2 separate regions of the Homo sapiens genome follow, and region 2 is linked to region 1. A link is a contact called in ENCODE Hi-C or POLR2A ChIA-PET data. All regions are on one chromosome and are shown on one strand. Each heading gives the region's core, a stretch centred on a gene start or an enhancer-like site at or near the end of the contact. The rest is flanking DNA. Distances are from core to core; before and after follow the strand shown.

The links. A loop is a pair of places that touch in the nucleus more often than their neighbours do. ChIA-PET counts read pairs that join two places held with the same protein, here RNA polymerase II (POLR2A). Pooled maps may share reads with other maps.
Region 2: a loop to region 1 is called in a pooled map, with 2.4 times the contacts of the local background. The contact joins the promoter of USP21 here to the promoter of SLAMF1 in region 1. A Hi-C loop is called at or near these places in 2 of 50 pooled maps. POLR2A ChIA-PET finds 5 or more read pairs at or near these places in 2 of 52 experiments (RWPE1 and T-cell).

Annotation. Positions count from the first base shown.
Region 1 is chr1:160,643,613-160,649,994 of GRCh38, reverse strand. SLAMF1 (signaling lymphocytic activation molecule family member 1) reads left to right here and starts at 2,951. Exons shown (of 7, transcript NM_003037.5): 1 at 2,951-3,125. The coding sequence starts at 3,050. LOC107985220 (a long non-coding RNA gene) reads right to left here and starts at 2,986. Exons shown (of 2, transcript XR_001738266.2): 1 at 2,660-2,986; 2 at 1-2,522. RefSeq lists enhancers at 2,820-2,869, 2,910-3,119.
Region 2 is chr1:161,157,881-161,161,684 of GRCh38, reverse strand. USP21 (ubiquitin specific peptidase 21) reads right to left here and starts at 2,185. Exons shown (of 14, transcript NM_001014443.3): 1 at 2,007-2,185; 2 at 1,179-1,319; 3 at 445-1,065. The coding sequence starts at 1,044. UFC1 (ubiquitin-fold modifier conjugating enzyme 1) reads right to left here. Exons shown (of 6, transcript NM_016406.4): 5 at 3,474-3,564; 6 at 2,829-3,273. The coding sequence ends at 3,193. RefSeq lists a silencer at 1,957-2,106.

The DNA of each region.
Region 1 (6,382 bases), core at 1,702-4,201:
GTATTTAATTTCCACTGTAGACACATAAGAGATGTCAATTACCTCAAGAACATAGATATCAGTAATGTCATAAAATAATTAAGAAACAATGAGCTTTGAGATTTTATTCCCTCTATTTAATATAATTTATTTAGTTGTGAAGTTTTTTTTAAAGGCAGGGTTTTGCTCTGTTGCCCAGGCTGGAGTGCAGCGGCTATTTACAGGTGTATTAGTCCACTCTCACACTGCTATAAAGATACTACCCAAGACTGGGTAATTTATAAAGGAAAAAGGTTTAATCGACTTGCAGTTCCACATGGCTAAGGAGGCCCCAGGAAACTTACAATCATGGTGGAAGGCAAAGGAGAAGCAAGGACCTTCTTCACATCACAGTAGGAGAGAGAAGAGCAGCCAAGAGCAGAAAATACTGCCTTATAAAACCATCCAATCTTGTGAGAACTCACTCACTGTCTTAAGACCGGCATGGAGGGGAAACTGCCCCCATGATCCAATCACCTCCCACCTTGTCCCTTTCTCAACACTTGGGGATTATGGGGATTACAATTCGAGATAAAATTTGGGTGGGGACACAGCGGCAAACCACACCAACAGGCATGATCATGATAGTCCGTTTTCACACTGCTATAAAGATACTACAGCCTCAAACTCTTGGGCTCAAGGGGTCCTCATGCTTCAGCCTCTCAAGTACCTGGGACTACAGGCATGTACCACCATGCCCAGCTTAACTGTAAGTTTATATAATTTAATTTAATTTTATATGTTTAATAATGGCCATGTTCATCAAGCACCTCACAAGATTCCTGAAAATCTATTTTTTATTTTTATTAAAAAAAATTGTTTGTAGACATGAGGTCTCACTCTATCGCCCAGACTATTTTCAAACTCTTGGCCTCAAAAATTCTCCCACCTAGGCCTCCACAAATGGTGGGGTTACAGGCGTGCCACTGTGCCCATCCAGATTCCTGAAAATTTAACAATTTTATGAGTTGGTACATGCTGACTCGAGCACACACCACTGGGAATAGTTGTGAGGAGGACAGTTGAGTGCTGGGGAAAGGAAGGAAGAAAACAGTGAGGATAAAGTTCACATATCTCACCAGCTTTTATTACCTGATCCCCATGGGGAGGCCCATCAGAGAGTGCCTATGACCTGTTACAATGGACTCTAAAAACACTTCCCTACTCTTTCAAGTCTCCCTGTGAGCATTGGTTACACTTCCAGTATCCCATTCTTATAGTTTAACTCATGAAAAAGGGCGGGATCCTCCTTCTGCCAATACTAGTTCCTTCTCCTCAATGAAAAGTTAGACACAAACTCCAAAATAAAGGCAACTCCCAGAATACAACACAGCCCCAATTAAATTAAAATGGCTTTTATCCAAAAGACAGGTAATAACAAATGCTGACAAGGATGTGGAGAAAAAGTACCCTTGTACACTGTTGTTGGGAATATAAGTTAGTACAACCACTGTGGAGAATGGTTTGAAGGTTCCTCAAAAAACTAAAAATAGAGCTACCATATGATCCACAATCTCACTGGTAGGTATACACCTAAAAGAAAAGAAATCAGTATATTGAAGAGATATCTGTACTCCCATGTTTATTACAGCACTATTCACAATAGCCAAGGTTGGAAGCGACCTAAGCGTCTATCACCGATGAGTGGATAAAGAAAATGTGGTACATATACACAATGAAGTACTATTCAGCTAAAAAAGAATTAGATCCTGTCATTCACAATGACATGGATGGAATTGAAGATCATTATGTTACGTGAAATAAGCCAGGCACAGACAGACAAACTTTGCACGTTCTCACTTGCTTGTGAGAGGTAAAAATTAAAACAATTGAACTTGTGGGCATAGAGAGTAGAAGGATGGTTACCAGAGGCTGAAGGGTAGTGGGGGTTGGGGAAGAAGTGGGGATGGTTAATGGGTACAAAAAAATAGAAAGAATGAATAAGAACTAGTATTTGATAATACAACAGTGTGACTATAGTCAATAATAATTTAATTGCACATTTAAAAATAAAAATATAATTGCACTGTTTGTAACACAAAGGATAAATATTTGAGGTGATGGATATCCCATTTACCCTGTGTGATTATTACATATTGCATGCCTCTATCAACATATCTCATATACCCCATACAAATATATGCATACCCCATACATATATATATACATACACACACACACACACACACACACACACACACACACACACACACATATATGTATATCTACTATGTACCCACAGACGTTAAAAATTAGAGGAGAAAACACACACACAACAAGGAGACTGAGCTGGAAGGATGGAGCTCTGGGATAGATTTGTCCTACATCCCTGCCTGGGAGGGAATCCACACACATGCAAGAAGACAAACTAGGAGCATGGGCTACTAAATTATACCACATTGCACTCATCGGGGTCACAGGGTTTCTTCCAAGTGACCCGCACATGCCCTTCCCATCTCTGTGTGACAGTGGCACCTGCACCAGACTGCATGTTGAGGTGTCATCTGAAATTATGAAATAAAACAGAAGTAAGAGGTCTATTAGCTCATCAAAATGCAGTTATCTAAGTTCAGCTGTGAACTGCCAAATTTGAGGAGTGATCCAATGAAACATCTTTTCTTTGCAATCCAAGAAGACTTACCGGAGAGAACTGCTCAGAGAATCTGCAACATCCGGTTCCTGGAGACAGCTAAGGAAAGAAGCTGGGGCGCATGTTTCTGCCCAAAGCCGGGTTTTGGCCGAGGTGACTACACACCCCCTTTCCTGGCTCCCATAGGCTAAGTGCCTGGCTTCTTGAGAAGCCTGCTTCTTGAGAACAAAAAAGTGATTTAAAGCCTCATGGGAGATGAGCAATCCTCAAGACACAAGCAGAAAAAGTCCCAGTGATACAGGAAGCGGGTTCAGGAACCTGCTGGTTCCTGATACATAAATCAGACAGCCTCTGCTGCATGACACGAAGCTTGCTTCTGCCTGGCATCTGTGAGCAGCTGCCAGGCTCCGGCCAGGATCCCTTCCTTCTCCTCATTGGCTGATGGATCCCAAGGGGCTCCTCTCCTTGACCTTCGTGCTGTTTCTCTCCCTGGCTTTTGGGGCAAGCTACGGAACAGGTGAGTGTTCATCTGCCTGATGGTTTGAGTCCCATGTTAGCTGCCAGGAATCAGCGTATCTTCGTGGATGGAGAGAAGGTGCAGGGCTGGGTATTGTGTTTGGTCACTCTTCCTTAGGGACTGGCTGTCAGTTTCAACTGCCTCTTTCAAAGAGGAAGGAACATTATAAGTTCCTGGGCCCTTGGGTTTCCAAGACTCAGCCCCACCAACCCCAGTTTCCAAGGAAATGAGGGGCTCTAAGCCAAAGGCTCCAGTCACTTTTCTGACCAGTCTTAGGGTGACAGGCCCTGGTAGAAGTCTTGCTTGAGTGGTTGGTTTTACATGGGCATCTTCTGGCAAAGACCCAGCCTAGAGAGACTGAGCTGGATGGACTGAGCTCTGGGAGAAGATTTGCCCTACATCCCTGCCCTGGGAGGGAATCTGTGCACATGCAGGCTGACAAACCAGGAGCATGGGTCAACAGAAAGCATTGGCTAGAGTGGGAAGAGAGAGTAGAAGTGAAAACTCCAGGCTTTTGGCTGAGAACCAGCAGTGGCCACAGTGCGGTCATACTGGTGTGTATTTTCTTGGAAGAGAAGGTCCAAGAAAGCAAGAGGGAAGAAGTTGGGATTTCTGAAGGCTAGGGCTGGTTACAGTATGTGGGAAATGCAAATTGGGAACCCTCAGAGAGTAGCTCCAGCAGGAAGGCCAGACAAGAGCTACCTTTGGATCTGGACTCTGTTCCTGTCTTTCTGTCTATCTTCTTCCCAAGGCAGGCTATTGCTTTCTGTTTAGAAGTATCAGGGCTATGAGAAAAGGTATTTGAGAAAGAAAAAGCCAAGCAAGAAGTGGACTTTGGACTGCCTGTGTGAGTGGGGTGAGAATCTCCTTCTGCTTATTTGTTTAGACTGTGGGAGGTAGCCTGGAGTAGAAGAGGTGGCATTACGGACACGGGGGGAAATCCTGAGGCCCAGGGTGTTTTAAGCTTGGGGTTTTCAAGACCGCAAATCCAATATGGACTTTTCCAGGAAAAGCACCGTGATATGCCAGGGATGTGGGGGTGCTGCACAATGGATGTGTCTTTTACCAGACAGCCAGACGAACAGGGCTTGCTCAGCCCACTTTCTTTTGGAATCTGCAGATCCATGGCTCGTACTTCCCAAGGTCTAGGGGAGGAAGAACTGAGCTCGGGGCTCAGAAAACCAAATCGAGCCACTTTAAGTGGTCACAGGGAAAGCCAAGCCTCCGTTGTTGCAACCAATTTGTGACTGCACCATTTCTGGAGCACCTCTTGGTGACTGTAAGGTGTGATGGAGTGATGGTGCTGAACTGTGAACTGGACTTTTCCATCTCTGTGCTTGCTAGCCTCTTGGCCAGCCTGGCCCATAGCATCTTAGGCACTGCTGACCAATAGCTCGTCTTATTGAGGCTTTGGAAGTCGCCGGTCAGGGAGAAGCAACCCAGCCCCACAAGGCAAGTCTATCCAATCGGAGGCTGCTCACTTCATTGCATGTTTTCTTCTTTGAATCTTCACAAAAGTTTTTCAGTGTTTTTATTTTTAAATACACACCCTTTTGTGAAGCCCCAATAAAACCCAGACAGAAATGCTTTGCAAATGGGGCAGGTTAGTCATGACAGATTTGCCCAAGCAAGAAGCTTGATTCTTGTAAAACTGGCATCCACTCCCATTCTCATTTCTACTCAGCTCAACTTCTAATTCCCAGTCAGAATTGTAAAAATCAAAAAGTCCACATGTCCCTTCCCCAAGTAAAGTGAATTTTTCATTTCCCCCGATGAGATTTGTTTTAATAGACTTTATTTTTTAGAGCAGTTTTAGGTTCACAGCAAAGTTGGGCAGAAAGAACAGAGATTTCCCATATGCCCTCTGCCCCATACATACATAGCCTCCCCTATTATCAATATCCCCCACCAGGATGGTACATTTGTTATAATTGATGACCTTATGTCAATGAGTTTTTTTTATTCCTCCATGCAGTTCCTCTGCACCCCCTTCACACACTTTGGGGGAAGGTGAGGGACAAGTGCGTGGGTTCTAGACTTGGCCTAACCTTGCGTGTTCAGTGGCCCATTCTATCCCAAGATGTCAATCTAGGCACTTCTATTTCTCAAAAATATTAATACTGTGATGTGATGCTGTCACTTTCACTGTCTCCCTCACTGGACTGGAAATCAGAGTATCAGGGCTAATTGGTTTAATCCATAGATTTGACTTTGAATGATCCCATTCAGCAACTATTAAGGACACATGATGTGGCAGCCACTGTGCAAGGGTGCAAGGTGTGGGGAAAACAAAATGAACAACAGCCACTGCCCAGCACCTGACACTGTGTCTGTACTGAGAGCCTGTCCACAAATATTTGTTGAGTGAATAATACTGGTATATACTGCATACTTGCCATATACCAGGCACTGTTCTAAATGCTTTATGTGTGTCAGTCATTTCATTTTCACACCAACCCTATAAGAAATGTATGTATTATTGGTACCATTACAACTTTATAAATGAGGAAAGGGGCACAGAGTAGTTTAGCAATTTCTCTGCGCTCACATAGCTGCCTGACTCCAGAGGCCTCAATGAGTAAAACTGGACAAGCCTATGTTTGGGAAGCAGGGGTGGAGAGAATGCCAAAATTTGTATCCAGGTCCCATGGTAAAAATTAGAATGTGCTATCTATAATTGAAAAATATGAGTTGAATTGAATTGGAATAAATTGAAGTATAGAAATGTCCAAAAGGTGAGAGACTGATAAAAATCACAGAAGAACGTAGAGGGCATATAAGAAGTATTTGACCTGGAATTTGGAAAATGAAAACTTTTTTTCATCATGCAAATGTTCATTTAATTTTTTTTTGTTAACTAGTTTGTTTATTGATTATCACATCTATAAAACATGTCATGTCTATGAAACTTCAACAGTACACAAGAGTATTTAGTGAAGACTAATTTCCCTTCCATACCTCATGCTGGAGGCAACCACTGTGACCAGTTTCTTGTGTGTCTTTCCAAATGTATAGGTCTTCGTGTTTGATAGATCAGTACGGTGACTATAGTTAACAATAATCTATTGTACATATCAAAATAACTGGAAGAGAATAATTCAAATGTTCTTAGCATAAAGAAAAGAGAAATACTCAAGGTGATACATATCCCAATTAACCCGATTTGATCTTTACACAACATGTGAGTGTATCAGACAGCACATGTGCCCTGAAAATATATACATCTATTATGTATCAATTTTTTAACATGGCAGAGA
Region 2 (3,804 bases), core at 936-3,435, 510 kb before region 1:
GTGGCCCCTTCTTGCCCTTCTCCTGCTGGCTCCAATTGCAATCAGCCTAGCTTACTTAGCTCAGAAAATGTGCAACCACGTTTGCTAAGATGTTCTGTGCCTGCCTCTCTTTAGCTCCAGAGATTAATTAGGCCTAGGCAGAGTCCCAGTAGAGAAGGTGCAAGCAAGGGAAAGGAAGGGCCTGGGGACCCAAAGAAGAATTCTAAATAGTTGGGGTAATCCCCTGGGGACCGAAATGGCACACCATGCTGAAGAGTCACCAACAACCCAAAAAAGGGTCTAGGAGGCTCAAGGGTATTTAAGCAAGGGAGAGGCATGTCCAAACTGCTGTAATGAAGGGCTGAGAAAGGAACTTCAGGGAAATGGGGGACAGAAAAGGCAGAGGATGGCAGGAAAGCACAGAGGAACATGGGCATGAAGGCCATGTGTGTGGCAAGTCCTCACCATCTTGTCATCAGAGTAGAAAGGCTCAGAGGACCGGGCGGATATCATGTGGAAGGAGCCATGGGAAGCAGGGGGCTCTGTCCGTATGCTGAACAGGGTAGGGGGTCCAGGAAAGCCCCCTAGGCGGCGGAGAGAAGTGCTACGTCTCAAAGTGGGTGGCTCAGGCCGGAGGGCCAAGCGGCTCAGTGCAGCCCCAAGCTCTCCGGTGCCACGGTGCCCTCCCAAGGCAATCCCCATTGGACGCAAGTCCCCACTGCTCACAGACTTGGAACGGGCTAAGTTGGTCCGAGATGGGAGAGGCAAAGCCACTGTTGGGGGTGGTGAGCCAGGCAGGGGAACCCCATGATCTGCTCGAAGGGGGCCTCTGGGACGAGGGCCTGAGGTCCGTCCCCGTCCCAGCTCCAGTTTCTTGAGCCGTTCATCAGGCAGACCTGGCCGGGGAGGCAGAGGTCGTAACATGGGGTTTGGCCCAGAGGCTGGGTTTCTGCGCTCCTTGCTGCGGGCCCTGGGGGCAAATGGTAGCTTGGATCCCACTCGGGGCTGGATATTAACAGGTGGCTCTCGGGTACGGCCCAGGCGGTGCTCAGAGGCCTGGGGCATTGTGGACACCACAGGCTGGACCTGGGAGGAGAAGAGAGTGTCAGCATTTGAATATGGGGGGAAATGGGAACCCAGGCTGCTGTACTGAACCCTGCCACACTAATTTTCCCTTATTGCTTTGCCCCATTCCATACCCACAATCTTGCTGTCCTCTCATTTCCACATTAGGTGGTTGGCTCAGTCATCACCACTACCACATCAACGAAAGTGGGGAGCAGTATACGCACTGAGGGCAGGAACCAGATCTATCGAATCAGCCATCGTATCCCCAGTACCTGGCATCGTGTTTGGTACAAAGTAAATACTTAGTATCTATTGGGTAAACAAATGAATGAAAGATAAGCAGCCCATGGCTTTGACCCTTTCTATACTCCCGACCCCTCCCTGCAGAACACATCTTTACTGAAAAGCCAGTGATAACTCCTATCTCGGCTCTAACGTAACATGGGACCCCATACCCGGCTAGTAAAGTAGGATGTGCCTCGGGTCACTTAAGACCCTAGCCAAATGGTAGTGTAGATGCAAGAATAACAGCCCAAAAGACAGCCCTCCATCCTCGAATCCCTGCCTCTCTGGGCTGCAAATGAAGCAGACTATATGGGTGACTTACGATCCATTCCCTCCCCCACCTCCGACCTCCGACATGGTGTCGAGGTTCAGAAAGCAGTAGTCGGGGATGGAGGACGAACAACTCCTTGACCCTTAATCTCTGCACTTCTCCCACCACAGCAGGGCTTTAGCCGGGTCCGCCCCCCTCGAGGGCAGAAAGGCCGAGACCGCTGATTGGCTACGGAATCCGGCGGCGTATTCCCCGCGGTCCAGGGATGCTGTCCCTCCAGCCCAGTTCTCCCAGGCCCCGCCGGGCCCCACGCGCCTTTGTGGAGAGTGTCCTCTCGGGTCTGGAGCAGTCTTCCCTCTGCGCCCCCCCACACCCCGCCATGCCATAACGCCCCGGCCCGTACCTGTCCCCCAGTGAGGCGGCGGGAGAGGCCAGCCAGGGCCAGGCCCCAGTTCAGGGCCACCCCCTACTACCCCCGTGCAGCCCCCCCGTGGGCCCGGCTGCAGCTTTAGCCGCAGCCGTTGCCCAGATCGCTCCCGCCGCAGGGGCCGCCGCCATCTTTGTTGGTCCCGCCCGGCCACCGGCCACCGGCTTCACCGTCTCTCAAAGCGCCTGCGCATCCACACCCGAACTCCTCCCACCGGTCCCTTGGCGCTTGCGTGAGCCCGCCCCCACGGCTCCGCGATCGACACCATGGAAACGCAGCCAAGTTTAGGGTCGCTGGTTCTCAACGCTGCCCAGAGAGGTCTTTAATCCATGACTCCAAAGCAAGTCCCTGAGGTATAGGGTGCCGTCGCCCCATCCTATAGCCCATAGGGATGGAGATCTGACAGTCGTAGTATGGCCGCGAGGCTTACAGCACAGATCCTTCCCAAACAGCAGGGGCGCAAGTATGGCAAACTGCAGGCCTGGGTCCAGCCCGCAGACCAGTGGAGAAGCATCTAGCACTTCACAGAGGGCTGGGAAGATCCCTGGAGGGCGGGAAGTGCTGGTCCGGCAAAACCACTTCTTGCAGGCTAACACGGTAGGGCAAAGCATGGCTCACCACTAAAGGACAAAGGTAGATCTGAGCAGCAGGGGGAACAGTCAACATTTCATTCCCACTCCTGACCAGAGCATCCCCTATTTCCGACTCTTTCCCAACCCAACCCGGCGTAGCTGTTCATGTGCCTCAGGTTTCAGCCCACTTGCCCTCTGTTAACAGCTCCCAATGAGAACCACAGGCTACCAGAGGAAGCAGCTTTTATTGATGGGTTATCTCCAGAAACCAGAAAGACTATATGTACTCACTTTCAGTTACCCCCGTGCCTCCAGAATCGCATGTTGCTCCACCTGGGGGCGGATATAAATTACCTCTAGATTGTCCAAAGCCCAGTCTTTCCCTTCCCTGTGCAGCCTTAGAAACTAAGTAGCAGTACTGTTTGGTGTGTGTTTGTTTCTTCCCCAGCAATGCCTACTGCAGCTACTTAGTAACAACTAGAGGTGGAGGGTGTCCGGGGAAGCAGTTAGATGAGTTAAGTGTGATGCACAGGAAAATAGTATCGTAGCCTATCAAAGGTCCCTCTGCCCTGCCTCAGTGGCTTGATTCTTCATTGGTTGCATTTCTCTTTGTGTTGGATGACGCCCTTCTGAATCAGATCAGGGATTTCCACTGCCAGCCATGGACCCAGCTGCAATACAAGGAAAATCCTGTGAGATTACTACCAGTCAATGCTTCTTGTTCCATTAGAAGCTCCTTCCTGGAGACAGATTCTGGGGGAACATGCTTAAGGGACATCACTGTTATTCCTTTTATTCTTAGCTGCTTTTCTTGTACTGCTCAGGGCCTAAGTCCCTCTTTCTCCTTTTATGCCAAATACACAAAACTTACCCCCAGAGCCATGAGATGAGCTAGTCCAAATTTGGGCACATTCCTGGCCCACAAAGGTTTGAAATGATCCGTCAGGCATATTTTGCCACCCCTATGAGAGGGACATGAAGAAGGTGTTGACATGCAAAGTTTACCATAAAGCACAGCAGCCTCTTGGGGGCATAGGAAGACTACTAGTGATCAGAATTGAGAACAAGTTCAGCTAAGTACTTTGCTTAGGCTCAGCAAAGGAGGGCCTGGCACCCCACTAGGCCAGCAGACCCTGGGAAAATCTCTGCCTCCAAAGTTCTTCCTTTTTTTTTTTTTCCTTACATCTTTTAAGTTCAGAGGT